2 separate regions of the Homo sapiens genome follow, and region 2 is linked to region 1. Evidence: chromatin loops called from intact Hi-C (ENCODE). Cell type or tissue: mammary epithelial cell. All regions are shown on one strand. Links, peaks and the distances in the headings refer to the core of each region. The heading gives the core; the rest is flanking DNA. Region 1 overlaps LTF (lactotransferrin). Region 2 has its middle 16 kb from the start of CCR3.

Evidence for each region. Peaks named below come from ENCODE experiments on the same cell type or tissue, not always from the same donor. Only the 100,000 strongest peaks of a DNase experiment are listed, where the experiment ranks them.
Region 2: a loop joins it to region 1, with 5 times the contacts of the local background. A loop is called at or near these places in 2 of 110 quality-filtered maps.

Annotation. Positions count from the first base shown.
Region 1 is chr3:46,433,252-46,450,077 of GRCh38, forward strand. LTF (lactotransferrin) reads right to left here. Exons shown (of 17, transcript NM_002343.6): 8 at 16,603-16,777; 9 at 15,612-15,766; 10 at 14,057-14,147; 11 at 13,189-13,242; 12 at 12,030-12,185; 13 at 10,190-10,331; 14 at 8,165-8,232; 15 at 6,045-6,229; 16 at 4,689-4,878; 17 at 2,394-2,978. The coding sequence ends at 2,944. Among named protein-coding and RNA genes, the nearest start is that of LINC02009, 18 kb to the left of the region's middle. RefSeq lists a silencer at 1-281 and an enhancer at 9,565-10,066. In mammary epithelial cell, for the core only: no CTCF peak of the experiment used is centred there; no DNase peak of the experiment used is centred there.
Region 2 is chr3:46,218,275-46,235,100 of GRCh38, forward strand. It overlaps a transcript of CCR3 not described here. Among named protein-coding and RNA genes, the nearest start is that of CCR3, 16 kb to the right of the region's middle. RefSeq lists an enhancer at 3,394-3,563. In mammary epithelial cell, for the core only: no CTCF peak of the experiment used is centred there; a DNase peak (open chromatin) is centred at 10,187; H3K27me3 peaks cover 350 bases.

The DNA of each region.
Region 1 (16,826 bases), core at 5,350-13,349:
GGATGTGGGCAAACTCACGACTGCTCCCACTGCCAGAAGGTTTGCTGAGGGCAATCACTTCCTGGCACCAGGCTCCTTGAGGTTATCTACTGGGACATCTGGAGAATGCAGTCTTGCAAGCCTACTGTGGACTGAGCAGCTGATCCCTTCTTCCACACCCCCCTTCTCACTATCTCTTTTGTCTAATCACTACGGAGGGTTGTGTAAAGCTCAGGGCCCTTGTCCACTAGAGGCAAAGTGCCCCCTGACCGCTTCTTCCAAATATACTCTTTTGTCTCTTGTCTTTTATTCCCACGTTTGCCCCCTTTGTTCAGTTTCCCTAGGTCCATGTGGGTTACATAGTGGCAACCTGAACAATGACAGAATCAGGTGCTCTACAGAAATAACTTTTTAAGGAAAGATTTGGGACTTAGAGACCCCAGGAGACATACACAAAAATGATAAGAGGATGTGCCCAAACCAGTCTTAAAGTTGTGGCACAGGGTGAGGAAGATGAAGCTGTTACTGAACCTCAGAGAGTGACTGGTGTTACAGCAAAAGTTAGCAATGGCCTGAAGGGAGGGTTTCTGAAATCAAATATGAATGATTCCCCCTCAGGGAACCCAACCTTGGGAACTACTGCATGGTTCTCTGTATGGGAAAATATCATTAATGCAGGATAAATTGTGAAATATCACAGGAAGCATCCTGCATCTAGTCAATCTTCTGTTTCTGGGGTGGCCTGTGCAGCTGTGCAGGCAGAGGCCCAACCATCCTGGTGAGTGGCACACAGGGACTGAGATCCAGCCACACCTACCAGGCCATGCTCTGGGAAGGGGGTGGGACCTGGGCAAAGGACACCTCTCTAGGACTGCAGAGAAGCCTTTGTGGGTGGGTGGGACATTCCTGTGATGGCCTTCTGGCTGGGCACTATGAAATGCTCTGAAGATTTTTCCTTGCACTGTTGCACTAACCCCAGTCCTCTATCACTGCCCCTTCCTCCTGGGCGACTTCACTGATGTTGTGGCCATGTGAATTCTCTGGCCAATGAAATGATAAAGATGATATGGCCTCTGCCAAGCAGACACTGTAAGTATTATTGTATGATGCTTTTGTCTCTTTTTTTTAAGTTAAAGCAGTTTATTAAGAAAATAAAGGAATAAAAGAATAGCACTCCATAGGCAGAGCAGCTGCCTCTGTCTCTTATATTTTCCCCTCTGCCTCAAGCCCAACATGCCCAAAATTGGGGCTGCTGGTTCAGCCTGGGTCTCAGAATAAAGACATGAGCCACAGATCCATTGCTGACCCATGATGGAGATGGACACAAGAGAGAAACACATTTTTGTCATGTTAGCCACTAAGATTTTGATTTGGAGGCCATTTGCTACAGCAATATAACCTAGCGTGAACAGAGAGACACAGCGATGTTCCATTTCTTTTCAACCTGGAACAGGAGAATTTCATAGGTGGGCCTCAATTTCACTTTAGTATCTTATTTAGACAAGAAAGTTCATACTGTTCAAATGTCATGTTTAAGAGTGCTGGCATTATCACTGCTGTGGCTACCCCATCAGATGTTGCTCACTGACTAATCTTCTCATGTTAGTGAGGATGGACAACATATCAGGCCATAATTCAAAGTAGCAAATAGGAAAAGAGCTTCATCCTAGCATTATGGGACCTTAATTAATGTCCTTTCCTGACAGGTTTCAGAGGCTTTTGCAGGCAGCAGCAGAGCTATTCATCTCACTGACAGTGGGGAACATGGCCAAATGGTTGCCCCCACAATGGAGGCAGAGTTTCAGGACACTTGTCTGATCTCTGCCCTTGAAGGAACAGTCTCACCCTGATTGACACTTTTGCCTGTTATGTCCAAAGAACCAATGGAAAAGCAGGAAAATTATTCCTTCTTCATTTCTCTCTTCATTATTTAAAATTATTCTGTCTTCACTTCTCTCTCCTTTTCTCTGCTTCCTACTTAGCTCTTTAGAAATGCAATTATAATCTTTTATCTCCCCTTCACCAGACACTCCCAACAGGGCAAGTTCATCTAACTATGTGCTCTTAGTTAGACGCTACAGAGCAGAACTCTCTCCCACCAAGAGACTACCTTGAGACATAACAGTCAATTCACAAGCCAAAATATGCCCGCTATGAAACTCTCCCATCTGGAAATTTTTTGGCTGCTTTTACAACCTAGTTTTGCCCACAAAGGCACCAGCAGTAACCAACTCAACTGCCTGGTAGACAAGGCACCAAAGCCAGTACCCAGACCCTCTACCTGCTCACTTCCTGCCTTGCATGCCACGCCCCCCATTTAAAAGCCTCTGCTTTCTGCTCCAAAGGTGAAGCAGTTACCCTTAAGGAAAGAAGCCTGTACTTCTTCCCCTAAGGTAGCTTTGGAATAAAAGTCACTTTATACCAAACCTAGCTCTTGTTAATTAGACTCTGCAAGTGATGAGCAACTGAACCTACATTTCAGTTATAATTCCTATGCTTGCTCTTCCTGCCCTGCCTTGGGGACACGCACACACTCCCAGGCACATACATGCACGTGCACTGAGACAGCTATGTGAATAACCAACAAGATCCCCTTAGGAAAACCGGTGCTTGGCCTGGCCTTAAATTCCAGACCCTTGGGCATCATACCCAAGACTGCAAGAAAGAGGAGGGGCTGGACCTGAAAAACTTGGAAGGGAAGGTCCAACTGTACAGGTATTTTGTCAGGCATGTGATTTCAGTATAAAATTCTAGAAAAGATGAGTGACACTTTATAAGGAGAGAATATCAACAAAATTTCTCATTTTACTTCTTGCTAAGACGACAGCAGGGAATTGTAAGCAGATGGATGGGCAATCCCCACCTTCAGCAGGGGAGGCCAAGGCCCCAACACACCTGGGGAGAAGAGCTGGGGGCAGTGAATGGCTGAGGCTTTCTTGGGGAGCTGGGCCATCTTCTTCGGTTTTACTTCCTGAGGAATTCACAGGCTTCCAGGAGGGCTGTGGGACACAACAGAGCAAGAGATTCAGAAACTGATTTCTTCCATTAAACCAGTTATTTAATCCAATAAATCAAAGAGAATACTAAGAGTTTTCTCTGCCCTTCTCCCATCACTGAGTCAGTGCTTGCCACACTCATATTCCCACTCCCCTACTCCTAGCGACTACGGTGTTCAAGGGAGCCAGAGTCTAGCCCTCACCAGCCAGGGTGTTTCCCTGCTCTGGCCTGAGAGACACAACCACCCTGCACTTGTCTCTGATTGAATCGACTGTCACATTCTCAAGTTCACAAGACATTGGTGGTCCTCTAGCTTCTCCCGGAATGTGAACCTGTTTGCAATCATGTTCACCTGCAGATTCACTCATTCATTCACAGATCCTTACTGAGCACCTGCTTTGTGTGAGTTGCTGTGCTAAGTGCTGGGGACACAGCATGGATAGACTGGCCTGCCCTCAAGAAGCATGTGGTCTATGCAGTCCTGAGCTGGCTGCTCACAAGAAGAGCCCTGTAGCCATATTTCTCAGAGGGTGGTCCTGACCTGCATCACAGTGACCTGAGTTGTTTGTCAATACAGAAAAGGGTTTCTCAACCTTGGCACTATTGACATTTGGGGCCTGATAATAACCCTTTATTGCAGGGGGCTGGCTGTGCTTTGTTTAGTAGCATCCCTGGCCTCTACCTATTTGTTACCAGCAGCACCCTCTATGTTGTAAGAATCAAAAAAATGCTTCTCACATTGTCAAATATCCCCTCAGGGGAAAAATTGTCTCTCATTGAAAACTACCGATAAAGACATTTCTGGCCCTGCCCCCATCCTTGGACCAACAGCATCCCTAATGCCCCCAACTCTGGGTGAGGGACCAGGAATAGGAATCTGAATGATTGCAGTGCACAGGGAGCTGTGCACACTGAAATCCCACAGTTATCACCGGGAGCCTTACAATACTCTGTGATGTCTTCTAAATATTTTTAAGGGATTAAATTAATATCAACATATTTCCCTGGTTAAGATGTGTTTTCCTACACTTGAATTTTTTTGAGATTTTGTTTTCTCTATAGTTGGCATCTATGGTAACTGTCTAGAATCAGATTTTTTTTTTTTTTTTTTGAGGAAGGGTCTTTCGGTGTCACCTAGGCTGTAGTGCAGTGGTACAATCATAGCTCACTGCAGCTTCAACCTTCTGGGATCAAGCAATCCTCCTATTTCAGCCTCTCAAGTAGCTGGGACTAGAGGTGCTTGACACCACACCAGGCTAATTTTTAAAATTATTTTTGTAGAACAAGGTCTCTCTGTGTTGGCCACATTGGTCTCAAACTCCCGGGCTCAAGCCATCCTCCCACCTCTGCTTCCCAAGGTGGTGGGATGACAGGTGTGAGCCATCACACGTGGCTGGTTTTGTCATTTCTCAATGCATATGTATATATGCACCTTTCATTTTACTGAATAAAATGGATTATCAGTTTCCAAAGATTTCATGACAGTGCCATCACTATCCGTACTATAAAATTTATAAAAATTTATTACATACTGCTCTATTTTATTCTCTAATTATTTTATCAATGAGATTATAATTTCCTGAACTGTAAAGAGATATTATCTTTCCTTAACATTTTTACACCTGTGTTCGTTCCTAGAATGCTGTTTGGCCCTCAAACCTTGACCTTCACCCATGGTGGTTTCTCGGGGATGCTAGCTAGGGTCTACTTACGGGAGGTTGAGCACTTTTTCAGATTAGTAATGCCTGCGACATACTGTGGTCCCAAATATTTTTCATATGTTGTTTTGCCATGGAGTCTGGCCAGACACTCAGTGTTGTCATTGAACAGAAGGTTTTTGGTTTCAGACTGGAATAAGCAAAACTTGTCCGGGCAGTCAGATCCATTTCTCCCAAATTTAGCCTGCGACAAAAGGGCAGACAGTGAGTAGCTAAGGAAAAGAGGAATTTATGGGTTAAAGGAGGCAAAGGGGTATTTCTTCCACCCAAGAACAGCCCTGAGAAAACCATGGGGCAGAAGGAGCTGAGTTCTGGAGTCATTCCACCTCCTTAGTGGAGTCCCCCACCCCACACTCCTGGTGGCAGGCCCGCCTTGGGCAGCATCCAGGCCTCGCACCACTTCTGGTCCTACCTCCTACCATCTGCCATCTTTCCTTCCTTCTTAACCTGTGACCTTTTCCCATACAACTTCTTATGGGTGACAAGGCAACAATGGAGGGGTTTTGAGATCTGCCCTCACAAGTCAATTGCTCAGGACATTCTAATATGCAGCTCTTCTAGAGAGGCAGGCTGCTAGGAAAACCCAGGCTCAGCCACTAACCAGCTCAGTGTGCAGGTCGGTCACCCTGCCTCCCTCACACAGTTCCTGCTCTGTCCCAGGCTCCCATGTGGGGAGACTGAGACCCAAACCCCTCAGTCACGGCAGCTCTCTCACCAGCACCACTGTGTGTGCACATTAAGAGCTCCATAAAGGCCAGTTATGGTGGCCAGTCTTGTTATTCCTGAGTTGTTTTCTTCAAAAGCACACAGAGACATGATGTTATATGATAAAAATAGAAGTTCTAATAAAATCCCAGATTTTAAGAAAATTTTGGGATTTCGTTCAAATCACATTTAGAGAGCCCTAAATCTATAGGGCACCTTCTGAGTTTGCTGTTTTAGAGGCCTGGCCTAGAGCACTGTTCACTCGGCCCAGGTTCAGGAAATGTCACCTGAGTAAAAAGCACTATACTAATGCATGTGGGAGGAAGGCTCAGTGGCTTCCTCATTTGCCAGAAGAACAGCAGGAGGGAAAAAGACAGCCTCTGAGCCAGGCAGTGATGGCAACAAGGCCAGGGCACAGAGTCTCAGCAGAAATGGAGTGAGTCCCAGAAAGCCCAGAGTCAAAAGCCTCTGTTGTTCTTGTTGACACTCTGGGCAACGCCACAGCATGAAGCCAATACTCTCACCATGAGCTTCAAGTAGAGGACTAGAGAGGATCGAGTGGGCTGGTGCACCTAGCTCTGTGATCTCCTCACCTAACATGAGCCCACACAGCTAAGAAAGCACTAGAAGCCCTGTGGTCCATACCTGTTGGTGGAGCAACACCTGTTTCAGGCGTTCCACCTTATCCATCCGAGACACCACGGCATGATTCGGGGCCATGGCAAGATGGCAGCTTCTAGCCTCAGTCACAGGCTTCCGTTTGCCATCGAGGCACAGCAGCGCAAAGTCTGCCAGCTTCAAATCCTTAGCCCATGCCTCATTGTTATTTCCTGGGGAGAAAAAGAAGGTGGCATCATCCACGCCTCCCCTGCTTAGCCAAGAAGTCTCTTCTGGGTGGGTGTGGCCATTCCACTGACCTCCCAAATGCACACACTGGGGTTGTGGTGATGTGAGGAACAGAGAAGGAGCTTCATCCTACACAAGCTGTACAAACTTCAAATATACCAAATATTAGTGCTGTGTCCATGCAATGGAATGTTATTCAGCAATAAAAGGGAGTGAAGTTCTGGTACATCCTGCAATATGCATGAACCTCGAAAACGATGCTAAGTGAAAGAAGCCAGTCACAAAAGACCACACAATAGGCTGGGCACGGTGGCTCATGCCTGTAATCCCAGCCCTTTGGAGGCCAAGGTGGGAGAATCACTTGAAGCTAGGAGTTCATGACCAGCTTGGGCAACATAGCAAGACCTCATCTCAAAAAAAAAAACCCACCACATATTATATGACTCCATTTATATGAAATGTCCAGAATAGGCCAACCTATGGAGACAGAAAGTGGATTGATGGTTGCCAATGCTGAAGAAGGATAGGGCAATGACTGATAATAGGTGCAAGGGTTTCTTTATGGGAGGATACAAGCGTTCTAGAGTTGGATTGTGTTGATGGCTGCACAACTCTGTGAATGTGCTGGAGATCACTGAATTGTACACTTTGCATGGGTGGATTTTTTAGTATATGAATTCTACCTCAATAAAGCTGTTTAGAGTTCTTATTTTTTTAAAGAAGAAAACCCTCCACCTATGCCATATTTTTCAGTGAGTTCCAGAAAAAGAATAGATGGTTTACATTCAAGGAGAAATTGGTTTCTCCTCCCTTTCATATTCAAATGCTATTAGTGTAACCAGAGAAAGGAAAGGAACTTTTATAGGTTTATCAAATATATACAGCCAATTCTAACAAAATACAGTTGTAAAGTACCGGAGAAAGTTAAAATTAAATTTGACATCAATCTGATCCCTGGAGATTACTTCAGTTAATGGCTTGTAAATTCTAAATGTAATTGTATGCATGTCTATGTTTGTGCAGATGCCGGCTCATTGTTCCGGCTCCCGTTTGTCTCTCTGCTCTCTCCCTTTAAGAAAGCACTTTATTCATTCTCTTGGATTCCTCTATTTGATATTGAAATAATTTCAAATTTACATGTCTTGTTTTAATCTCTGTCCCAAGAGACACTAGAAGGAGCAGAAGCAGAAGGGAGAAGTGGCTGAGACTGCAGTGATTACTGAAGGAGGGAGGCCGAAAGTGGAGACAGTTCTTTCTCAGGAAACAGAATAGCAAGTCACCTGCTGAGACTTGGGGGTTGGAATGCTGAAGTGGGGCTAAGGAGACAGATGCAGATTGGAAGGTAGCAAATGGCTGAGGACCAGGAGAGAGAGTGATTGTTCAAACATTGGCTGGAAGATTATCTTCCATCATCTGCAACCACCTGTAATTTTGTTCCCACTAACTCCCAAGGAGTCTCCAGACCAAGGCTCACATGGGGATGAATGAAGGCCTCTACTTCCTTTTTCATAAAGGGAGGCTTCATTTGCATATGTTCACCCAGTTTGTAGCATCATCCACAGTTTCCAATAGGCATGCATGATCTCATGTGGGCAGACAGTGTGTTTCTGTGGTTGACTAGAGGAAGCCAGGGAGACATTTGCTACTGAGCATGGCTAGTATCTGTGTGTGTGAGAGTGAGTGTGTGTGTGTGTGTGAGAGAAAGAGAGAGAGTGTGTGTGTATGAATTTCGTTTCAAAATCCATATGACACCTACAGATGTTATCATGTTGTCTATTGAGATAAAGAATTTTGGAGTTCTTTTAATCACAAATATGGAAAATGTTATAAAACCTTCCCAAAGGCAAATCTGAACACTAAGATGTGTTGTGATGCCAAAGACTCTGCTTTGAAGGAGAAAAGGAAACACCTTCACCTACCATCAGTGTTCTGCAAGACAGTGACATCTTTCACAAATGCAACGTCTCCAGCATTCTCAGCCAGGCACCTAAAATGTTCCAGAAAATATACACATAATTACAGAAGAGAAACTAGTGGGGCTTTCATAAATATTTGTAATATGCATTCCAAAAACTGAAATATGGAAGTAAACATCTAAAAGACAACTATTTCTAGGAATTTACTGTTTACAGCGGCAGATTGAACACAGGTGTACCTGCCCTCCTTTTAAAACCCTATATAAAAGACATTACAAAACCAAGAAATCTAAAGATATGCGACCCAGGAAACAGGCAATCTAACATGAAGTAAGACAAAGGAAAGCACCAAAATAATGGTCAACAGGACCCCCAGGACCACAGATGTGCAGGCGGCCTACACAGCAACCAGTCCAAACTGCAGCAGGAAGATGGATGCCTTCTGGAGCAGCACTTCCAAGTAAATGATGAAACTGTGATAGCACCCAGAGAGAGAGAGAGAGAGAGAGAGAGAGAGAGAGAGTGTGTGTGTGTGTGTGTGTGTGTGTGTGTGTGTGTGTGTGTGTGTGTGTGTGTATGCATGTTGTTAGGAGATTTACATTACTGGCAGACAGTTTGGGGATGAGATAGTGATGTGTTTTTTTAAGTGCAGAAAATTAAGCAAATAAGAAAAGACATTTATGAACTCCAGAGTAAACAAAAAGTTTGTACAATAAGGGAAATATAATATGAGAATAACGCTTACACAGTCATAAGTACTGAATATGACATTAGCGTGTTGGGTGCTGAAGAGAGTTGAAGTCTGTGGTTGTGTGGTGGAAAAGGTGCTGGGGGCAGTGTGAGAGGCTAGATCTTCTTCTATACTACAGAGTCAGCAGAAAGTTAAAAATTAAGAACCAGCATTATAAGGATGATAGAAATAAAGGGGTATGACACTGGTTTCAGCTTTTAATGATTTTGCTATAAATTTCCCCAATCTAGATTCTAGATATAATTTAAACAAAAGACAAGGGATTTTCTTCCAGTATAATTAGGAATATTAAAATGTGGGTGTTTCCAGTGAACTAATACCTTGCTGCAGGTCTGAAAAAAAAAAAAAGAGGAGCACATGCTTCTTTCGGGCTCTTATGAGACATGTGTTCAGCATTTCTGAGTAGAATCACATTTCCATTTGCAAATCCTTAGTCCCTTAAAGATATTTTTATACATTCACAAAACATTTTTTTTTGTTTTGGGTCTTTTTTTATGAGCCACTTATATAGCAAAAGCTACTTTTCTGTCATTCCATTACTGGAACAAGGCTGTTGAATTTATATTAAAAAGTTCAGACACCCTCAGACACATGACGCCATCTGGTCGTGAAATGTACTCTTGGCAAATGGAGGAAAAGGAACAGGGGAAGATCCTCTCTGCACCCTTCACACTGGTAAATAGTGCCCCTGAGAAGCAACACCCGGATGAATGGTGCTGTAAAACGTGGGGTGTGGTTACAAGTCACTAAGTGGTTATAACTTATGAATTCTGAAAACTTGTTTTTTGGCTTATTTTTCACTTCGTTACTGGAGAATAACACTGCAATTCTGCCATCTCTTTGCCATTTCTAAGGCCAAAGTCAGAGAAAAAGGGAAACCTAAGCCATAGTCATGACCTAGGTGAGAAGAAAAGGGGCGGCGATGGGAAAGAGAATTCTTCCCCATAAATGGAATTGTAGGAAGCACTTAGGATACCACACTCTACCCATTTGATTTTCAGGACGAGGCTATTGAGGCCTACTGCTGTTGATCTTGGCTCAAAGCCACAGGGAGAAGCACTGCGGAGCTGAGGTCAGACAGCCCTGGTGCCAGCCTCCACTCTCTGGGGCGGTGGGTGTGGTGGGGACAGCCCTCACTGGGGCCACCCATGAGCTGACCCACAGGATGACCCCCACTCTGCTGTGACAGGTCACATCTGGCTCCTTAGAACTGCAATGCTGACATGCTGAGGGATGAGGTAAGTCCCCATCCTGATGGAGCTCAGTCACAGACTCACCGGAAAGCCCCAGTGTAGCCGTAGTATCTCTCGTTGCTGTTGGGCACGCACTTATTCTCACCCTGCTCGTCGCCAATACACAGAGCACAGAGATTAGATCTCGGGTCAGACCCAGGGGCACAGCTTTGACTGAAATATTCATCTGGAGAGAAGGAACACGGGGAGTCAGCTCTTCAAACCTGAGTCCACACAAGCAACCTTTACCTAACAGCCGATGCAGGGTGGTTTCAGTTCATTAGACTTCCCAGGACAGCAATCTAGATAGAACACACTCACCATCACAAAGCAACATGTTGTCACCAACATAGGACCCACCAGAAAAGCTTCATTCAGACTGTAGGCACAGATGGACACCCAACTAAGGCTGGGGATGAGAGCTGTGGCTGCCTGGAGGGTCCCGTCATCACAGCCTTGAGCTGGGGACTCAGCTCATGACCGTGATGGCTGTGTGCAGCAGAGCCTGTGAGTTGCCTAGTCCAGGATCTGATTTTGTTTTTATCAGTAATGGAAACCCTGCTTTGTATCTGGGTGCTTGGCCCTTTGGTATAAAGACTAGACTTATCAGACTCCCTGGGGCTCATATGGCCATATGGGTAGCTATAGGCCAGTGAAATATCAGCAGGAGTGTTGGGCGCCAGCTTCTCAGAAACATCCTTGAAAGACAATTGGTACATGCCTTTTGCCCTTTCTTCTCCTTCTCTTTCTTCATCCTGCACATAGAATGCAGAAGCAGGGACTGGACTTAGAGATGCAATGTGGGCCATGAGGTGACCTTGAGCATGAAAGCCACACAAATGGCAGAGTAGCCAAATGATTAAAGCCCAGGTTCCAGACCCCATATTGTCTTCATACCAGCCCTAGGCAAACCACCTCTGGACTACATGACACAGAAATTAACTTCTGTCTTGTTTAAGCCTCTACTATTTCAGGAGTTTTCTGTTCCTTGCAGCTGAACCTGATCTGAATTCGTTCATTGTGTGATTTAACCCAAGAAAGAATAAACAAAGGTGACAAGAAAGCTCTGCCCCACTGAGCAAACGTCACCCATTATCAGACTCCCACTGCTGCTGGAAGAGCCACACTATGTGTCAACCTCAGGAAAAGCTGGGAGTTCCCATTCCATCCTGGCAGTTTCCCTACAGCTCAGAGGCTGCCATGGAGCTGGTGAGGAGCAGAGCCACGTGAAAGCTGCCTGCCCCGGCCAGGATCAAAAACCCATGCAGTGGAGCCCCTGCCCTAGGAGACGCCCATACAAGAAGGGAGTCACATTGAGGATGTGCTACACACCATGCCACGGGGCCCACAGCAGGCAGGGTGTGGCTGATGCTGACTAGGATGAGTGTGGGGTGTGGTGGGGAGAGAAAACTGCAGAAGCAGGTGGAGCCAGGCTCTTGAGGTCTTATTCAGGCTCCGTTGCAGTGTAGAGTAAGCGTCAGTTTTGCTTAGTAACAGGAGTCACCTTTCATGAGGCAGGCAGACATCTTTCCCCAAGCTGGGAAGCCAGAGTTTAAGAGGAATTTAGGTCTGGAGCTCCAAGAGGTAAAAAGCATTTGCACATCTTGGAACTTGCATTTATTCTTAGGGTGCAGCGAAATAGGCAGATATTCCAATCTTTAATCTTGGGGTGGGGTGAATGGGGCATGGGAAGTGCTGTGCAGGGAAACCCCCAGTGCACCCACGCCTCCAGGGGGCAGCCACAGGGAGAATTTCCTTATGCTGGAAGAGGCCTGCAGGCCACTATCAGCCTGCAAATCCCCTCCCCTCCCTTCCCTAAGGTTCCACAGCACAATATGCCTACCCTCCAGGGTGGCCCACCCACCGCACCTTTGGAACTCCTTACCAAATTTGCAGGAGCCCGTCTGGTTGAAGAGCAGGCCCATGGGGATATTCCAGCCTGCAGTCCTGTCCACGGCGGTGTGGCAGGACTTCTTGCCTTTCACAGAGTTCCAGGTAAGGCTAGTGTCTGATCTCCTAACCACCGCCACAGCAAGATATCCTGGCATAACAGATGACAGAAAAACAAGTCTTAACCTCCAGGAGGCCTGGCACATGGATTCCAGTGGAGCTGTCTACAGCCCAGGCCAAAACAGGCCAAGAAGCAACACCAGGCAATGATTCCCTCAAAGAACTGGCCTTTTTAGGTAGACCGAGAAAGCATAAGCTGCTGCCTTATGTTAAGGTGAGATTGATGAAATAAAACAGTAAGAAAAGCTGATTATTTTAGTGATTACAGGGGACTGTCTTCAACCAGCCACACAATGTCCCTGAGTTACAAACCAGCAATGCATCTCTCAGTGTAAGCTTCTACAGCAACAAACACTATAAACAACAAGAGAGACCCCAACAGTGCATAAATCACCAACCACAGTGTGCATCAGGCAAGAGCACCAACATCCAGCCAGCTAACGGCTGTGTGGGTACAGGGGCACATGTCCCCAGGGACTGCCCTGAGCTGAGTCTGAACCCACCCTGCACTGGTTGAACTCAACATGGTTGCCGTTGTCCTCCTGAGAGAATGCATCTGACAGACACCCACCAAGGGCAAGTCTTTTCTGAAACTGAGCAAGCACCAGCTCTGGTGGGCAGGAGGAGTGGTGCACAGAGCACTGGGACACGAGTCCCAGGTCACGAGGACCCGGGGTCAAGACCAGGATCTACCACAGTATTACCTATGGCTGTGAGTGAGATCCTGGGCACTTGGGGACTCTCGGTGCCACTGTTTCCTCATCCCCATGAGGTGGGGAAGTAGCACCCCCCATTCCATGACCATGACAAAATGAGGGACTATATGGATGTTCTTTGCCAAGTGTGAAGGTCAATATAAACATTAATTAGAACTATTCCTCTGTGAATTATTTGCACCCTTAAAATTATTGCTCCTAGAAGCCCTATAGCTTCTAGGGCTGCAATTCTTTCTGTTTTTTTTACAGTTCCTGCCACTTCCTCTTCCAGCAACAAGAACTTATCCTTGACCCTGAAAGTGGCTAATGCCAACTCACCTTCCACAGGTCTATCCACACAGTTAGGATCAGGGTCACTGCTTTGTTGGGATTCTGAAAGAATAAAGACAAGCCAGACATCATTATCCATTCAGATGTAGTGAGAAGCCACAAACTCTTAAATCTCAATGATGCAGAATCAAATCCAAAGAGACCGTCCCAGCAGTTCCATGCAGGAGAAATGCGTCTATATGTTCAACAAAAGACATGGCACAGAGATTCACAGCTGCATTATTCACCACAGCCACCAACTGGAAACTACTCAAATGCCCATCCACACTCAAATGATGAATAATCACAGTAGACTCACACAGCGACGAGACTGAACAGTCTACAACTACACACTTAGGTGGATGAAAAGCATAACGATGAGCAAGAGAAACCAGACATAAAAAAACACATGCTGTGTAATTCCTTTAACATGAAGTTTAAAACATAGGCAAACTTAGATCTGCGACCTTAGAAGCCAGGAGAGAGGCTTCCCTTGCAGGAGTAAGGGGGCGGGGGACAGGAGGACATAAGGGGCTTCTGAAACTTGCAGTGTTTGTTCTGGGCCCGAGAGCATGGACTGTACAGTGTGTGAAGTGCCATGAGTTGTACATTTATGTGCACTTTTCTGTTTGTATGTTATAATTCACTGAGATCTTCTGGAAAATTAAGAAGATAAAACCAACCTGTCCCTTGTTAATTCTCAACACAATAGGCTTTGTGGGTAACACGGCCCCTTTCATTTCTTCTTTCCCTGATTCTCCCTTTTGAATGTATCTGTTCATCATAATGTTTCACCTGCATTCACCGAATGGGATTACTCATAGCCCCACTCCCATGACCCAGAGGGAATATACCAGAGGATGCTAACTCCACTTACTGTAGTTCTCTGCCAGGACAGGCACCAAACCACATTTGCCTGCAGTGTACACATATCCTCCATCCAAACTCATGGCATCAGCTTCTCCTTTCTGCAAAGACAGAGCAGATCTCCAGCACCACAGTGAGGCTGCATCCCGTCCTGCCTGTCTATATAGCTCTCTGAGAGAATGGTTTTCTGTCAGGTGACCAGTGAAACAGCAGAAAGAGATGGACTATTCAAACTGAGCAGCCAGAGGAAACACCGTGTGCACCACTAATTCTCTCCCAGCCCTGCCTACTTTCTGGGCTGTCAATTCAACTGGAAAGACCAGGCACAGGTTGCACTAATCCTCTGTCCTCTGAGCAAAACCTTTTCTGTGTCCCTGGCACTTTGGGGACACCTTCCTGGAGCAGTCTCACTGACTGAGGACACAGATGGGAACAGCTGGCCTCATCTAATCTGAACTCATTAGCACTCCACTCCAAGCGCTACACAGAAGTTGTCCAACACATAAGCTGAAGTCGTCATATTGGCCCACCACCAGAATGAACAAGTCCAGGCTACAACACAGGATCATGGACTCATCAGTAGTATGAAACTTCCTCTTTGACCCAGTAATATTTTTACAACTATATTAAAAATAGAGAAGTGGACAAAGATTTCTACTCAAGAATGCTCACCACAGGGTTATTGATAATAGCAAAGTAAGGGACAAAGAGGAATGGGGGCATGACTAAACTGAGCCATATTCACATAAAAGATATCCTGGAAGCATGTTTAAAAAATGTTTTCGTCCGAGTGCTGTGGCTCACACCCGTAATCCCAGCACTTTGGGAGGCCGAAGCAGGAAGATTGCTTGAGCCCAGGAGTTCGAGACGAGCCTGGGCAACAAAGCGAGACCCTGTCGCTACAATAATAATAATAATAATTATGCAGGTGTGGTGGCGTATGCCTGTAGCCCCAGCTACTTGGGAAGCTGAGATGGGAGGATCACTTGAGCCCAAGAGTTCCAGGCTGCAGTGAGATGTGGTCGCACCACTGCACTCCAGCCTGGGTGACAGATCAAGAATCTGTCTCTTAAAAAAAAAAAAATTAATGCTTTCCAAGAGTAAATATTCATGTGGAAGAATGCCCATTATACGCTGTTTAGTGAAAAGGGCTTAAAAACGACATACTGCAACACTTCATTATTGTTGCATGCATATCTGCAGATGTGCAGAGAAATACTGGAATGGAGAATTAGCCAGACTTTAACCATGTCTGTCCCTCTGTGTGAGATCACAGGTGGTTTGGGGGGTTTGTTGTTGTTTTGTTTTAACATAATACCTTTCCATATTTTCCAAATTCCTTATAATAATCCTGAGTTGTTCTTATAACCAGAGGAGTGGGAAACCCACAGTAAACTGCTTTTTGAAACTAAAATGCTTTCTGGCCCTGAGCACACCTCTCCAGGCATCCCTGCCTCACCCAGGCCCCCGTGGCCTCTTTGACTGTTGACTTCACTTTAAGCAGATGCCCAGGCCCTAGGTCTTCCACCGGGCCCACCGCCCGCCCCTGTGATGGAGCTCCCTACCAGCACCAGGGCGATGCAGTCCTCTGTGGTGGAGGCCGAGGAGCAGGTCACGCTGCCTTCGCTCAAGCCACTCCACTGGTTACACTTGCGCAGCTCCTGCTCGCCCACCGCACACCACACGACCCGCGCACGCCGGGCAGCCACTTCCTCCTCACCTGCCAGAGGGAAGACCGCAGGTGGCTGGGCAACCTGAGCTTTGCCAGGTTGTCCAACCTCCCCAGAGCCAGGGTCCTGCCCAGACTCTCCCTGGAACAGGAGCTACAGTACATGTGTGGACATGTGGACCCATACCCTCTCCTCCTCCACTTCTCAGCTCCAAGCCCCTTCTTCAGGTCCACAGAGCTCCCTGTGTTTCCCACTTCTGTTCCTTTGGAGAAGTTCCCTGGCTTCTAATCTATCCATTAATCTTTAGAGTCAGGAGGCGCCTATTGTCTCTGTCTCTGAGGATAAACGCTCCATGACCCAGAGACCAGTGACAGTCCCAAGAGATGGCCTAGGGGACCTTGAGCCCAACCCTGACTTCCCCTAACGCCTGCAATCACCACCAATAACTACGGTGCAGCCTCTGGGTTCCCCCAGACTCCCACCCCCAGCCCCCCAGTAGAGAAGGAGCCATAGCTGAGTTCCCCCACCATGGTGTCCCCAACTAAGTTCAAGGTCTGGGCCTGGGAAGTGTGGGTAAATCCAGGCCCCCGGATTCATCCAGGAGGGGTCCTGGCTATCTTTGTTCATGTTCATGTTTCTCACTTAATAGGAGGCAAACTGATTTTTCTGCCAGGCCTGGGGAGCCTGACGTGCACTGATCAGGTGGCCAGACTATTCTTTTAGAGACACCTGACCTAATCCACAGAAGACACTCACACCTGCATCAAACCTCCACGATGACCCCACAGTGTCTGGGAAAAGGAGTGACCGCCACAAAGTAGGGCCACCTGCTGGGAAGTAGAAGACCACACCAGGCGGACCTCAGGACCCTCCTGGGCTCACTCACTTTTCCTCAAGTTCTGGATGGCAGTGAAGTAGCCGGAGCCAAGGTACAGCCCAGAATCTATCCTCGGGGGCACCCTCGAAAACCCAATGGCAGAGTCCTTGAACAGCAGATCTTTCTGCCCACTAGGGGAGCCAAAGAGCTGGAATTTCGGTGACTTGTCCTTTCCAAACTTTTCCTAATTAAGAAAAAATAGAATTATGGTGTCAATGGTAAATAGGGAGGAA
Region 2 (16,826 bases), core at 5,763-13,762, 210 kb before region 1:
TAGAAACTCTGAACAGACCAATAACAAGCAGCAAGATTAAAATGGTAATTTTAAAAATTGCCAACAAAAAAAAAAAGTCTAGGACCAGATGGATTGACAGCTTGAATTCTATCAGGCATTCAAAGAAGAATTGGCACCAATCCTACTGACACTATTCCAAAAGATAGAGAAAGAAGGAATCCTCCCTAAATCATTCTATGAAGCTAGTATTACCCTAGCTTCATACCAAAACCAGGAAATGACGTAATGAAAAAAGAAAACTACTGATCAATATCCCTCATGAATGTGGATGCAAAAATCCTCAACAAAACACTAGGTAACCGAATTCAACAGGATATCAAAAAGGTAATGCACCATAATCAAGTGGATTTCATACCAGGGAGGCAGGGCTGATTTAACATATGTAAGTCAATAAATGTGATATACCACATAAACAGAAGTAAAAACAAAAATCATATAATCATCTCAATAGATTCAGAAAAAGTATTTGACAAAATCCAGTTTCCATTTATGATTAAAACCCTTAGCAAAATCAGCATAGAAGGGACATACCATAAGGTAATCAAAGCCGTCTATGACAACCCCACAGCTAACATTATACTGAAAAGGGGAAAGTTGAAAGCATTTTCTCTGAGAACTGGAACAAGACAAGGATGCCCACTTTCACACTTCTATTCAGCATATTACTGGAAGTTCTAGCCAGAGCAGTCAGACAAGAGAAAGAAACAAAGGCCATCCAAATTAGTAATGAAGAAGTCAAACTGTCGCTGTTTGCCCATGATATGATCACATACCTAGAAAACTCTAAAGACTCATCCAAAAAGCTCCTAGATCTGATAAAGGAATTCAGTAAAGTTTCAGGATACAAAATCAATGTACAAAAATCAGTAGCACTGCTATACACCAACAGCAACCAAGCTGAGAATCAAATCAAAACCTCAACCCCTTTTATAACAGCTGCAAAAAATAATATTATAAAATACTTAGGAATATACCTAATCAAAGAGGTGAAAGATCTCTACAGGGAAAACTACCAAACACTGCTGAACGAAATCATAGATGACACAAACAAATAGAAACACATCCCATGCTCACGGACAGGTAGAATCAATGTTATGAAAATGACCATACTGCCTAAAGCAATCTATAAATTCAATGCAATTCTCATCAAAATGTCATCATCATTCTTCACAGAACTAGAAAAAAAATCCTATAATTCATATGGAACCAAAAAAGAGCCCACAAAGCCAAAGCAAGACTAAACAAAAAGAACAAATCTGGAGGCCTCATATTACCCAACTTCAAACTATACTACAAGGCTATAGTTACCAAAACAGCGTGGTACTGGTATAAAAATAGGCACAGGCAGATAGACCAATGGAACAGAATAGAGAACCCAGAAATAAAGCCAAATACTTACAACCAACTGATCTTTGACAAAGCAAACAAAAACATAAAGTGGGGAAAGGACACCCTTTCCAACGAATGGTACTGGGATAATTGTCAAACCACATGTAGAAGAATGAAACTGAATCCTCATCTCTCACCTTAGACAAAAATCATCTCAAGATGGATAAAAGACTTAAATCTAAGACCTGAAACCATGAAAAGTCTAGAAGATAACATCAGAAGAACTCTCCTAGACATTGGCCTAAGCAAAGAGTTCATGTCCAAGAACCCAAAAGCAAATGCAACAAAAACAAAGATAAATAGATGGGACTGAATTAAACTAAAAAGCTTCTGCATAGCAAAAGTAATAATCAGCAGAGTAAACAGACAACCCACAGAGTGGGAGAAAATCTTTGCAAACTGTGCATCTGACAAAATGGTGAATATCCAGAATTTACAAGGAACTTAAATCAGCAAGAAAAGAACAAATAATCCCATCAAAAAGCGGGCTAAGGACATGAGTAGACAATTCTGAAAAGAAGATACACAAGTGGACAACAAACATATGAAAAAATGCCCAACATCACTAATTATCAGGGAAATGCAAATCAAAACCACAATGCAATATCATCTTACTCCTGCAAGAATGGCCATAATTAAAAAATCAAAAAATAATAGATAATAATAATAGATGTTGGCAGGGATGTGGTGAAAAGAGAATATTTTTACACTGCTGCTGGGCATGTAAACTAGTACAACCACTATAGAAAACAGTATGGAGATTCCTTAAAGAACCAAAAGTAGAACTACCATTTGATTCAGCAATCCCACTACTGGGTATCTACCCAGAGGAAAAGAAGTCGTTACAATGAAAAAGGCACCTGCACATGCATCTTTACAGCAGCGCAATTCACAATTGCAAAAATATGGAACCAAAGTAAATGTCCGTCAACTAACGAGTGGATAAAGAAAATGTGATATACATATACCATGGAATTCTACTCAGCCACAAAAAGGAACAAAATAATGTCATTCCCAGCAACCTGGATGGAGTTGGAGACCATTATTCCAAGTGAAGTAACTCAGGAGTGGAAAACCAAACATCCTATGGTCTCACCTATAAGTGGAAGCTATGCTGTGAGGATATAAAGGCATCAGAATGACATAATGGACTCTGGAGACTTAGACGGAAGGGTGGGAAAGAGACAAGGGATTAAAGACTACACGCTGGGTGCAGTGTACACTGCTTAGGTGATGGGGGTACCAAAATCTCAGAAATCACACCTAAGGAACTTATCCATGTAACCAAACACCACGTGTTCCCCAAAAACTATTGAAATAATAAAATAAAATGATGCACATGAAGAATTTAGCAAATAATGTAAACTCAACAAACTCTGTTATTATGGTTACCTAAACTCTGTTAGACCCACCTTCGCCTTAGTGATATTAAGTTCACAACTTGAACTTGGCCACGGAGAGTATTTACACCAAGGAAACTGGAAATTGATGCTATTATATCAGGCATGTTGTGCCTGTTTTGATTCTTCCTCCAGAAAGCTGGTTGTTAACATTTACCAGCACACCATTGCAGAGTACCTATAGGCCATGAATGTACAGGGAAGATGTTTGCATTTCTTTCATCTTAAGTCTTCAAGGACAAATGGATCTGACAACAGCAACAAATACTGTATCTGAGTTTATATAAATCTTTGGTTTCAGCAGAAATAGCTTTTACTTGAATATCTGCTCTTCCCACTAGCAGCTGGGGCCTGATTCCCTAGTTGTAGGGGTATTCCTGCACATGCAAGATGCACCCCTCACATGCCCCCCGCAGCCCAATCCTTCACAAAGAGAGGTCCTGACCTTGGCTGGGCTATGTTTCAAGTCACACAAACAGTTCAAACCACACGGCTCTGCCTGCAGTTGAGGCATCTTGAACCCAATTTGCACTTCCCTTTTCTAGACTTTTAGTCTTATTCCTGTCTTCCTTTTCCCTCTGTGGGTTATTCTGCGGGGTGGGCTATTTTGTTTTGCTTAAGCCTTCATTTTTGAGCTTGCTTTCCTCCAAGAACCCCTGGCAGGTTTCCGGTTGTTGAAATGCACATTCACTTCTTCCAAAGGATCATCCTGTGTTCTTTTGCCCCTTGCAAAGCAGACCTACCCAAGACCACTGAAGACAAAGAAGGGGGTCCATGAAGGAGTGTGTCTGGGCCCCTGACTGGCCGCCACCCCTCACTTAGCTCTGCCTGCCTTTCCTCTTCCCGTGTGCCCCCTAGTCCCTCCCCAGCCCCTCTCTTGCCACTGCTGTCCACACAATTTCCCACAGGCTTCCTCCACACAAACTGGCACTGAAGATTCCCCCTGAGGACTGGGCAGGAGCCCTGAAGGTCAGATAGGCAGGCCTCCCAGGCTGTCCCACTCTCTAGGACAATAAGGCGTGACACTCTCCACATCAAAGGACCCATGTCTGAATTCCTGTTTCAGAGCAGTGAGACAGAGGAAGCAGGACCATGTATCATGCCACACCACCAATCCATATCAACACAGCAGCCACAGAGTATGGCACACCTAGGGCATTCCTGGATGGCCATGGTGGAGGTGGGGAGATGGGGGTTTCATGGGGATAGATGAACTTCTAGCTAGACTGGGCAAGTGATGGGTCCAGTATGATAATCTGGAGAAGTTACAGGGGCTGACAGGCAGCCTGGTTGCGTTACTTTCTCTTATTTAATTTGTCGCCCTCTTGCTGCTGCCTTGCCTCTGAAGCTACCTATCAGGAAGCCCTAGGATTCTTCTTGAAGGGTACTGCCAGGCTAGTAGAGAACTCAGGAGAAAAACCTCCAGAGTCCCTTAATCTTTCAGGGCCCCACCCCACAGATCTAGTGCCCTAGGTCCTGGGCTCTAACTTCAGACATCATGCATGGCCAGGCATGCTGCGCTCCTCACCTTGTTCAAGCAACAGACAATGGCAGCACCTTGCCACAGGCAGCAAGTCCTCCAGCACACCAGACCTGGCACAGCCCTCAGATGCCAGCCATGCCACCTTGGGCATTTTTATTTACCGCTTGTCAGAACCTCAGCTTCCCCACGTTTAAAATAGTGAGAGTAATATTTCTTTCTCAGGATTGTTGCAATAATTAAATATGATTCAATATGTGTCTGGCACTTGGTAAATGTTCAGCCGATGGGAGCTACGTGGCTATTTATTTCCTCATCCTATGCCTCAGTCAAACTGGTAAACATCTGTTGAATGTCTCCTATGTGCAAGAAAATTGTCAAGAAACCCTTCATGCTAAAAAGGGGAAGGAGAAAGTATATTAAGGAAGTGCTCTAAAAACTCCCTGTCCAGGTCCAGCCCAAGTTAACACTTACAGTCTTGCATGCCAAGTTTTAAAACTCTTTTGAGGCCAGGTGTGTTGGCTCACGCCTGTAATCCTAACACTTTGGGAGGCTGAGGTGGGTGGATCATGAGGTCAGGAGTTCGAGACCAGCCTGGCCAATGTGGTGAAACCCTGTCTCTACTAAAAATACAAAAATTAGCTGGGTGTGGTGGTGGACATCTGTAATCCCAGCAGAGGGAGGAGAACTGCTTGAGCCCAGGATGTGGAGGTTGCAGTGAGCCGAGATCGTGCCACTGCACTCCAGCCTGGGTGACAGAGCAAGACTCTGTCTTGAAAACAAACAAACAAACAAATAAAATCTCTTTTGAGTCTGGGCTTACATACAGTCTAATACACAGCATTTTATATCATGTTATCTGTATTACATCTTTTCTCTCCAGCTAAATTGTAAGCTTCTCAGCTGCTGGGCCCATGCCCAATCCTTTTTCATATGTTTTCCACAGTACCCAGCACTGAGATGCATATATATAAGAGGTGGTCAGTGTAAGGACTTGCTGATTAAAGTTGATGCTTGTGTGTGTGCATGCATGTTGTGTACATGCATGCAGGTGTGTGTGTGCATGTATGTATGTGTGACTATTGATAAGTACAGTTTGACCTCTTTTATTCAGAGTGACATTATCACGTGTCACTTGTATCAATCTGTTTTCCCTTTCAGCCTGCCTCAGTTTCAGGAAGCAAGAATTCTTTTGGCTCCTGACAAAGAAGGGAGAGAGACATTTTAGATCCCATGGCTTGCCTGAAACTTGGCCACGGACAGGGTGCTGGTGCAGGTATGGGACATGGATAGAGGTACTAGAGGACAGTGGATGACTTGAGCAGGTTCAGAAACATAAGCCCAGAGGTGTCGGTAAATAGAGTCTCCATCGGGTGTGATCAGGGTGTGCCAGGAGCTGGGTAGAAAGCAGCATGAGTGCCCACAGCCAGAAACAGCTCAGGGAGAGCTCTTTCAAATAAAGGGATGCATATACAAAATCGATTAAATACTCCTGCCAGTTAATAAGAAAAGGACCAATGGCCTCTTGTTTTTTAAATAGGCAAAAGACTTGATTAGAAACTTCATAGATGAGGATATCCAAATAACTAACATGTATGTGAAAATGTGCTCTGCATCACTAATCATTTGAGAAATGCAAATTAAAACCACTGGTTTTAATGAGACGAACCAATGAGACAGCAGCACATAACCACCAGAATGGCTAAAATGAAAAAAACGCAAAACAACATCAACAAAAAACCAAACCCTGGGCCAGGCACGGTGGCTCACACCTGTAATCCCAGCACTTTGGGAGGCTGAGGCAGGCAGATTACCTGAGGCCAGGAGTTCAGGACCAGCCTGGCTAACACCAACATGGTGAAACCCCATCTCTAATAAAAATACAAAAATTAGCTGGGCACGGTGGCTCACACCTGTAATCCCAGCACTTTGGGAGGCTGAGGCGGGCAGATTACCTGAGGTGAGGAGTTTGAGATATCCTGGCCAACATGGTGAAACCCTGTCTCTACTAAAAATACAAAAATTAGCCAGGCATCGTGGCACACACCTGTAATCCCAGCTACTTGGGAGACTGAGGCAGCAGAATTGCTTGAGCCTGGGAGACGGAGGTTGCAGTGAGCCGAGATCATGCCACTGCACTCCAGCCTGGGCAACAGAGCAAGACTCTGTCAAAAAAAAAAAAAAAAAAAAAGCCATCAACAACAAAAAACAAACCCTGACAATAGACAATACCAAGTATTAAAAAGGTTATGAGGCAATGAGAACTCTCACACCATGCTGGTGCAAGTATAAATTGGTACAACCACTTGAAAAATTGTTTAGCAGTATGTAAAGCTAAACATGTGCTTTCCCTGTGACCCAGCAATTCTACTTCCAGGTAAATACCCAAGAGAAGTGCACATAAACCCAAAAGATGTGTTCAAGAATGTTGTTAGTAACTTTATTCATAATAGTCTCAAACTGATAGTCCAAAATTCTTATCAGTAGTAAAACAGATAAATTAGTCATATGAGAGAATACTATATATAGTAATATAAAAGACCAAACTATTGCTACTGCATGCTACATAACCTCATTTATAATGAATTCAATAATGGTCAAAACTGATCAGCAGTGATAGAAATAAAATAGACATGACCTCTATGGAGGTGGGTACTGACTGGGAAGAAGTGCTAGGGAACATTCTGGGGTTCTAGTAATGTCTTGACTGGTGGTTACATGGGTATGTGCACATGCAAAAACTTAAGATTTAGGCATTAACTCATTAGGCATCTTACCATCTCAATCTTTAAATCTTTGAACATTTTTTAGGTAAATTGTCCATGGCATGGTGGCACCTGCCTGTAATCCCAGCTACTCGGGATTACCCAGCTACAATTGCTGGGTTGTATTGTAAGCACGAATTTAGTTTTGTAAGAAAGTGCCATGCTCTTTTTCATAATGGCTGTATTATTTTATGTTCCCAGCTGCAAAGTATGAGTGATTCATTTTCTCTGCATCCTTGCCAGTGTTTGTTTTACTATTCTTTATTTCAGCCATTCTGATAGGTATGTAGTAACATCTCATGGTAGTTTTAATTTGCATTTCCCTAAAGACTAATGATATTGAACATCTCTGTATGTGCTTAGTGGTTATCTGTATATCCTCTTCAGTGATATGTCTGTGCATATCTTTGACCATTTTCTAATTGGAATTTTTGCTTTTTTGCTTTTGAGTTTTGAGAATGCTTTATATTCTAAACAAATATTTTGTTAGATATGTTGTTTGCATTTTTGAGTTACTTCTTGTATAAGGTGTGAGGTTTAGGCTGAGGGTCATTTTGTTTTTTGGTTTATCTACGAATGTACAATTCCTCAAGCACCATTTTTTGAAAAGACTATCCCTCCATTTAATGGCTTTACACCTTTGTCAAAAAACAGTTAAGCATATTTGTGAGTCTAGTTCTGAGTTCTCTATTTGTTCTTTGATCAGTATGTCTATCTCTCTGCCAATATCACTCTATCTGGATTACTGTAGCTATATAATACGTCATGAAATCAGGTAAGTGATTCCTCTCACTTTATTATTGTTTTTCAAAATTATTTTAGCTATTCTAGGTCCTGTGACTTTCCATATAAACTTAAGAATAATAAGCTTACAAATGGCTATAAAAATTTCACTGGAATTTCTATAATATAAATTTCCCTAAACCTTGGATTAATTTGGGGAAAATTGACATCTTTACTGTTGAGTCTTCTAATCTATGAACATGGTATATCTCTCTATATTTATTTAGGTCTTCTTTGATTTATTTTATCAGCATTTTGTAGTTTTCAGCATGCAAGTCATGTACATACTTAGCTAGAGTTATACCTAAGTATCATCTAAAAGCTTTTTGGAGCAACTGAAAATGGCACAAAAATTGTTAATTTTGGCTTCCACATGTTCCTTAGTACATATAAATGTGATTGACTTTTGTTTCCTGGTTTTGTTCCTGCAATCTTACTGACCTTGGGATTTTCTATGTAGACCGCTATGTCTTTCCTAAATAATAGGGACAGTTTTATTTCCTCCTTTCCAATCTGTATGCCTTTTATTTATTTTTCTTGTCTTACTGCACTGGCTTAAACTTCCAGTTGAATAGGAGTGGTGAGAGTAGACGTCCTTGCTTTGTTCTTGATCTTAGAGGAAAACATTCATTCTTTCTCCATCAAGTATAATGTTTTCTCTAGACTCTTTGTAAATGCTGTTTATCAAGTTGAGGAAGTGTCTTTCTATTTTTAGTTTGCTGAGTGTTTACCATGAATAGGTGAAATATATATATATATATATTTTCTTTTTTAATTGAGATGGAGTCTTGCTCTTTTGCCCAGGCTGGAGTGCAGTGGCATGATCTCGGCTCACTGCAACCTCTGCTGCCCAGGTTCAAGCGATTCTCATGCCTCAGCCTCCTGAGTAGCTGGGACTATGGGTGCATGCCACCATGCCTGGCTATTTTTTTATTTTTCGTATTTTTAGTAGAGACAGGGTTTTGCCATGTTGACCAGGCTGTTCTCAAACTCCTGACCTCAGGTAATCCCAGCCCCTGCCTCAGCCTCTCAAAGTGCTGGGATTACAGACCTGAGCCACCACGCCCAGCTGAAACATTTTGTTAAATCACTCTGTCATAGATATTTTATCTATGTCAATATTCAACAAACTAGTTTTTCTGAATTGTTGAATTTATGATAATAAAGTAGTTCATAGTATTCTATTATTATTCCTTTTAATGGCTGAAGAAGCTGTAGTAATATCCCGTTTTATTTCTGATATTGGTGATTTATGTCTTCTCTTTTTCTCTTGTATGTCTTGCTAGAGGTTTATCACTTTTCTTGATTTTTTTGAAAAACTGGCTTTTTGTTTCCTTGCCTTTTTTTCTCTTGCATCCCTTGTGATGGAAGTTTCTTTGATTTTTATCTACTGTTTTTCTGTTTTCAATTTTATTTATATTTTCTCTTTATTTTTGTCTCCTTTCTACTTGTTTTGAGTTAATTTTGCTCTGCATTTTCTGGTTTCTTGAGGAAAGAACTTGGATTATTGATGCGAGACTGTTCTTTTCTAATGGAAGAATTTAGCGCTGCATATTTTCCTCTCAGAACTGCTTTAGCTACAGCCCACATACCTTGATATATTATTATTTTGTTTTCATTTAGTTCTGTATATTTTTAAATTTCCTTTGAGACTTCCTCTTTGACCCATAAATTAGTTAGAAGTGTTTTTACATTTTCAAGTGTTTAGAGATTTTCCTGTTATCTTTCTGTTATTAAACTTTAGTTGATTCCACTTTGGCTTGAGAACATACTTGGCATAATTTTAATGAAAAAACTAAAACCCTGCATATGGTTTATCTCGGTGAATGTTCCATAGGTACTTGAAAAAGTGTATTCGTTGTGAAGGTATCTACATTTTATATGAAGCCCCTTCCTAGTCAACATACCTAGAGAAGATTTGTATGACCAAACCTTGACAATAGGAAGATAACATCCCACACTATACAGCAAGCCTTCCTGAAAATCCCTGTTTAACATTTCTGTCTTTCCTTCCCAAACTCTTTCCCACCTACTGCCCAGTTTGTGGTCTTTTTTTTTTTTCTTCCTCACAGTCCCACACAGCCTTTCCAATCTCACTGGGGACACCCTGGTCTTTCTTCCTAGATCTTACATTGTACGCACACCCCCTCCCACTCTCTCTATCCCTGTTGTTACAAAGAGAAATTTTTTTCTCTCTAATTTTAAAATTTGCCTCTTCACCCATCATCTTATAAGAATTTTATCTGAGTCACCCTTCTGTGAATGCAGAGGCTATAGTAAATAGCGAGTAACTTTCCCTATCTCTTAGTGCTGAATTTGACCCCACCCTTGTATCTGTGGTGCACATGTCTTCCTGGCCATCTGCCCTGAGGTCTAAGTTGTGAAATCCATCTCCTCTAATCCTTCTATGATCTTTTAATGATATGACATAATCTTCACGTTCTTGGTACCCAGACTTATTTTGAAATCTGCTGGTGATATTCAAGGCTCTCATGGAAGGAAAAAATAAAACAAACTACAATTGGTTTGTTCTGCCCAATGTTAACAGCACAGGCTTAGGAATTAAAAATACCTGTGTACAAATCTATTCTCTGCCATTTGATAACTGTACAAACATGGTGGGTCATATAATCTTGCGTTGCCTTAATCCTCATCTGTAAACTGGATATCTACAGACTTGTGAGGATACATGTGATGATGCATGATAAAACACTTGGCATGTGCCTGCTCATCAGATGATAGTTATTCTTTTCATCTGTTCTTTCTCATGTTACATCTGCTATGTGTATTCTTACCATGTGTGTGTCATTTGGTTGTTGTGCTTGCTATTATCAAAAATGATAATGTTATGTGTCAATGTCTCTTTCTTCTTCCTCTTTCTAGCTTTTCCTTTCCTGCTCAGCTAGCTATATGCATATGTGAGAGCTTTGATAGCTTGTGGGCACATAGGTAGACTGTATTTCCAGTCTCTCTTGCATGTGCGTGTGGTCATATCACTGAGTTGCAGCCAATGGGATATAGATAGAAGTGATATGAGCGATTTCCAGGCCAGCCCATAAAGCCCTTTCATGAACATTCTTTCATACTGTCTCCTTCCTTTGGGTGGTGCAGTTGTATATGTTGTGATCTCAGATGCTAACTCTTGTGATATCAGAATCACAATATGAAAGGTGCCTAGGAGCCTGTATTAATGTTTATCAATCCTGATTAGCTTTACATGATCAATGAATACACTCCTAAGTGTTTAAGTCCACTGTACATTTCAGAGTTTGTTTTTTATATCATTTTCTTAACAAATATAGAAATTGGTACCTTGAAGTGGGATGCTGACATACAAAAACCTAAAATGTATAGCATTGATGATATAAATTGCCTTAAATATTCAGGCTGTGGGTTGCAAAGAAACTGAACTTAAGGACTGGAAAGCCATGGTTGTCTGGAGTTGGGGGTGGAGGGCAGGAAGGACTGCAAAGGGACACAAAGAATCTCTGGTTGGGGGAGGTGACAGAAATATTTTGAATCTTGATTATGGGAGTTATTTAACAGATGTGTACAGCTGTCAAGATTCCTCAAATCACGGACATTAAATTGATGTAGTTTATTATACATACATTATATTGCAATAAGTTGTTTAAAACAACAACAGATCCCATACATGGTAAACTCCTTATCTTAGATCATGATCCTGGATGCTGAGGTGAAGATTCGTGTGCAAGGAATATATTAAGGAAATGTGCTGAGAAAAAAAAACAGCATAGGAGTCAGAGAAGCAGGACAGAGAGGGAGGAGGCCAAGTAAGAGCGTGGTCCCAGGCAGAGCCCTTAGGGTAGCCCTTATCCCATGAGTGGACGCTGGACTCAGGAGCATTAGGTTATGCCTCAGAGTCTATTCTGACACAAGACAAGGAAGTTGGAGAGATTCCTTCTGGCTCTGTGGGCAAAACCACTCCAGTAGTCAGAGGGCAGGTCTTGATAGAATCATAGGTGCAAGCAGCTGGAAGCAAAAAACATGGAAACAGAAAGGGGTGCATAGGAAAGGTAAGAAGGACTCCACAGGGTCCAGCAGAGCCCCACCAATATCCATGACACTCTCCTTCTATAAGGAGGACTCATTCTTTTCTGTAATGAAGTCACAATATGCAAGTTTTCTTCAGATTTTCTTTATTAAAGAGAAGTGTAGAATTAAAGCAGAGGTGTCCTGACATAAAATTCAACTCCTGAATTTTGGACATGGGCCTCTGGAGTGGAATGGAAAGCCTGGAGTGAACAGAAATACTCCACCACCCACCCCTCAGGCCACCTGGTCCTATGTAACCCCTCATGCCACATCAACGGACCTCCAGGAAGGCAGCAGGCAGAGTGGTTAGGGCTGGGTACTAATCTGATAGAGCTGGATTCCAGGACAAGCCCCACCATTTTTTGCTTGTGTGATCTTGGGCCCGTTGCTTAACAAACTCACCTCAGTGCCTCCTCTGTGAACTGGTAAAAAGAAATGCACTCATCTCCCAGGGTCACTGAAGAGTTTGAACAAGACAGGGTACCTAAAGCCCTTAGCAGAGGGCCCAGCCCCCTCTGACGATGTAAATGCAGCCCCTCCATCTACCTCCTCGCCCCGTCCTCCGGATCACTGTCCTAGTTCATGAGCCTGGGTGCATTAAAGTCATCTTTATCGGTGTTAAGGACCGAGGCACTTTTCCTCCACCCTCCACACTGGCCCTCTGATCTTTTCCAGGGCAGGGACCTAGGCACATGTTTTTATTCATTCAGGATTTGTGCTGCTCAAAACAGATTTTGATCCGTTTTTTGTTTGTTTTGTTTTTTGTTTGTGTTTTTGAAGGTGTCTCGCTCTGTCGTCCAGGCTGGAGTGCAGTGGCGCGATCTTGGCTCACTGCAACCTCTGCCTCCCGGGTTCAAACGATTCTCTTGCCTCAGCCTCCCGAGTAGCTGGGATTACAGGCACACACCATCACACCCAGCTAATTTTTGTATTTTTAGTAGAGAAGGGGTTTCACCATGTTGGCCAGGATAGTCTCGATCTCTTAACCTCATGATCTGCCCTCCTTGGCCTCCCAGAGTGCTGGGATTACAGGCATAAGCCACTGTGCCAGGCCCAGATTTTGACAAGTTTTAAAAGTGCCCAGATTAATCTTGTGGATGAGATGCAAAACAGCACTCCATATGGAAATGGGCTGTGCACCCCTCCCTACATGACTTTCTGAGAATCCTGATCGCCACTGCAGTTTATAGAAGGCTCCAAAACACTTTATTACTCAGGTGTGAACAAAGCAGAGATTACATCTTCCCACAATAAGAAATATTTCTGGTTGTTACTTGTAGGAAAAGGAGCGGTTAGCTTCAATATCTATTATCTATCTATCTGTATTAGTCAACGAGCACAAAGTTTCAGTTACAGAAGATGAATAAGTCCTAGAGATGTACTGAACAGCATGGTGCCTCTAGCTAACAACACTGCATCGTATACTTAAAAATGTGCCAAGAGGGTAGATCTTACGTTAAAGTAATAATCTTGATAAATAGGACAGGAGGAAACTTTTGAAGTGATAGTTGTGTTTATGGTATAGATTATGATGAGGGTTTCACAGGGGTATATTTCTCTCCAAACTCATCAAGTTGTATAGATTAAATATGCACAGCTTTTTGTATATTATACTTCAATAAAGTGGTTTTTAAAAAAGATCCATTATTCATCCACCCCTCTTATCTTGTTTCAGGAGAAACAAGATCTATTGATCTATCCCATCTCTTTCCCTGCCCCAATGTCTCTCTTGCATTTCCAGGGGCCCATGTGACAGTGTGAGGTACCATGGAAATAAGAACTTCACATATTTTACTTGGGTAACATTATATGAATTTGTTCCTGTTTATTGGAAGTGCATTGTTTTTGCATTTAATTAGGAAGTATTTTCCATATCCTGGGGAGAAAAATGTATTTTCTGCATAATTTCTAAATCATTGTTCAATTTTTTTCTTCATCGTCATATTTATTTACTGAGTTTGATACTAGATTTTTGATGTTCTTATAAAAAAATGAAAATGAGCAAAATGAAACACACAGAATGGTTAGAGGAACAAGCAACAACACAATCCCTCACGGGAATGCCCTGAAGGAATATGTTGAAGCTAATTTGAACATGAAGGTTACGTCTGTCCAGATCTCTAAAAGCAGCCACCAAGCAGGTTTTACACAGGGAAAGATTTTGTTGGAAAAGCACCTGGGAGGGAAAGTGGGCTGGAGCAGGAAGGGCTGGGAAAGCCGGCAGAACCCCAGTGAGGTAGCAGGGGAACCAAGCGGTAGTAGACGCATCCTAGACTGTTCTGCAGCCTGAGGAAGGTTTGGCATAGCCACGTGGGGGTCCTTAAGCTAATGTCAGTGCATCTCTAGGGATTGGGCCTGCCTCAGTATCCCTGTGTGCTCAGTCATTGGAAGCACAACATTGATTTCAGAGCCTGCAGAGGGGTCTTAGGCTTTCTGGAGTGGGAGGGGCATGTTCATGGCTGCACCGGTGGTTTGCCCCATCCTTGGTGCCATTCTGGATGTGATGTTGCACTGATGGTAAATATCAAGGCCCAGATCAATGCTAGACTCTTGTTCACCTGTTATCTTGAAATCACAGGTGGCCCACCACCTCCCCCAATAGCACAGCTTCCACGTTCTCACTCCTGTCTCTTTTGTAGAATAGGCTATCTATCAGGGGAATAATCCTTTTTTGTGTTTTTCTAGATGAAGTCTTGCTCTGTTGCCCAGGCTGGAGTGCAGTGGCACAATCTCGGCTCACTGCAACCTCTACTTCCTGATTTCAAGCAATTCTCCTGCCTCAGTCTCCCGAGTAGCTGGGATTATAGGCACACGCCACCACGCCTGGCTAATTTTTGTATTTTTCGTAGAGACGGGGTTTCACCATGTTGGCCAGGCTGGTCTCGAACTCCTGACCTCGTGATCCACGTGTCTCAGCCTCCCAAAGTGCTGGGATTACTGGCGTGAGCCACTGCACCCGGCCCATAGTCCTTTTTGTAAAGCTTTCACAGGAGGGTGACGTGCTGTCAGTGGAGGGAACACAGAAATACACAGGATTGCCAACGTGCTAGAGAGGGGCCCTGCTGGCTACAAAAGTCCTTCCACTAACTTCACTAGAAAAGTGACAGTAAACACAAGTCTGGCTGGAGCCCCACATTTCTGGCCCTGGTGCCCGGGAAGGAAGGTGGGTGCATTAAAGGAAGCTTTGCACTTCTCCCTGCTGCTCTGGCAATCGTTTCCGTTCACATGCTCAAGGTTGTGGCTTGACCTATGCTCTCCTGCAAAATATTGCTGACCCTTTCCTATTTCTGAGGTTCTTTGCTTTTCCCCTCCCATGTTCCCATACTCCTAAGCTATCTTCTGCGTGTGTTGTTGTTGTTTTGGCTCTTTTTTCCCGCCCCCCAGAAATGTGTCTGCTTCAGTGTAATGTGGCAGTGAGAATCTGGGAGATTGGAAGACATTTGTGTTTGGTTGGGTTTTCCCACACACCTCTGTTTTTCCTGTGAGCTAAGAACCCCAAAAGAAGCATCAAAAATTTCTTTCCCGTGGTAGGAAAAGCCAGGACAGAACGAGCCATTCTGGACCTTGGGGAAACCACTTTGTGTTCTGGTTTCCTTCAGGTTTGATGCCATCCTCACCTTTGGCTGAAGGGCAACAGGCAACTCTTCTTCAGACGGCAGTACCATGCCGGAAAACAGAGCACCATGTGGCTAGCCCAAGCTCTGGGGTAGAGCCAGCTCTGCCCTTCACTCTCTGTGGCTTTTGCCAAGTCCCTCATTGAGTCTCAGCTTCCCCATCTGCAACACAGGGGTAAGGTAGCAGGGTTGCAAGAGCATCCTGCCACCTCCTGGGCTGCAATGGATACCCCGTCAAGGTAAGACAATGGACAGGGGGCAGTATGCCCTTGTAGTGCCTGTGCATGCATCAGGCCGGCACTGCTCAGAGTGCTCCTGAGGCATCCTGACCTTGAGAGATGTTAACACTTGTCATTTGAAAAGTATTTTTTTTCTAAGTTAAAGATAGGTTTGAGAAATGCTGGATTAGGAAGGTTTCAAACAGATTCATCACTACAGGACTTCTCAGGGGCCTTTAATGCACTGTGAATCTCCAGGAGTGTTTTCTAACAGTGCATGCTTTTATCCTAAGAGACATTAAATGTATTGGGATGGATTCATTGGTTTAATCAATGGGTAGTTCATGAGAAGCTTCAACCTGAAAGGCCTGAGGGCTCTTGATACCCAAGAAAGCCCAGGGGAGATCCTTGACATCTGTGAAACATCAGATCCAAGATCTCCCAGAGTGACCACATACCCTTTCAGAGTCCACTTGGGCTCCAGATGTTATCTGGAGCCATATTTCTACCAAGAATTTATGTGGTTGTGCTTATCCTCACATAAATTAAGCCTCGTTTTAACATTCTATAAAGCTTAGTCTTGCAATTGATGAGCACTCATTGCCCTAACTGGAGCACCCCACAAAATACCCCCTGATTTCCCTTGTTTTTATGTGGAACACACAGTAGAGTCACTCCCATGAAGATCTGAGTCACTGCTGAATTCCATATTCCTGTCGATAATTTATCCCAAATTTATGTTTTCTGCCCCAGAACCACTGCTTTTTAAGATTTCTTTATTATGGCTTTCCTTCCACCACCATCACCAGCATTTAGCTTGTTTTATGAAGAAATGAAGCTCTTTGGTTGTTTAAATCACTTCTGGGGAATTCTAAGGCTACAGTGAGTGGTGAGGATGGAGTTGACCAGGTCCACTCACCAGGTGGAGGGCTCACGCCCATGCATAGCCCCCATTCCCACATCCCACTCCCTTTCTCCTGAAGGGAGCTCAAAGGGTCTACATCTGGCTTCTCTCCACCCCTCTACTGGAGGTGGAGTGGCTTTTAAATTGGTCAGATTTGGAAAGAATAGCTGGGAAGCCTTAGCCCAGCTCTGCTCCT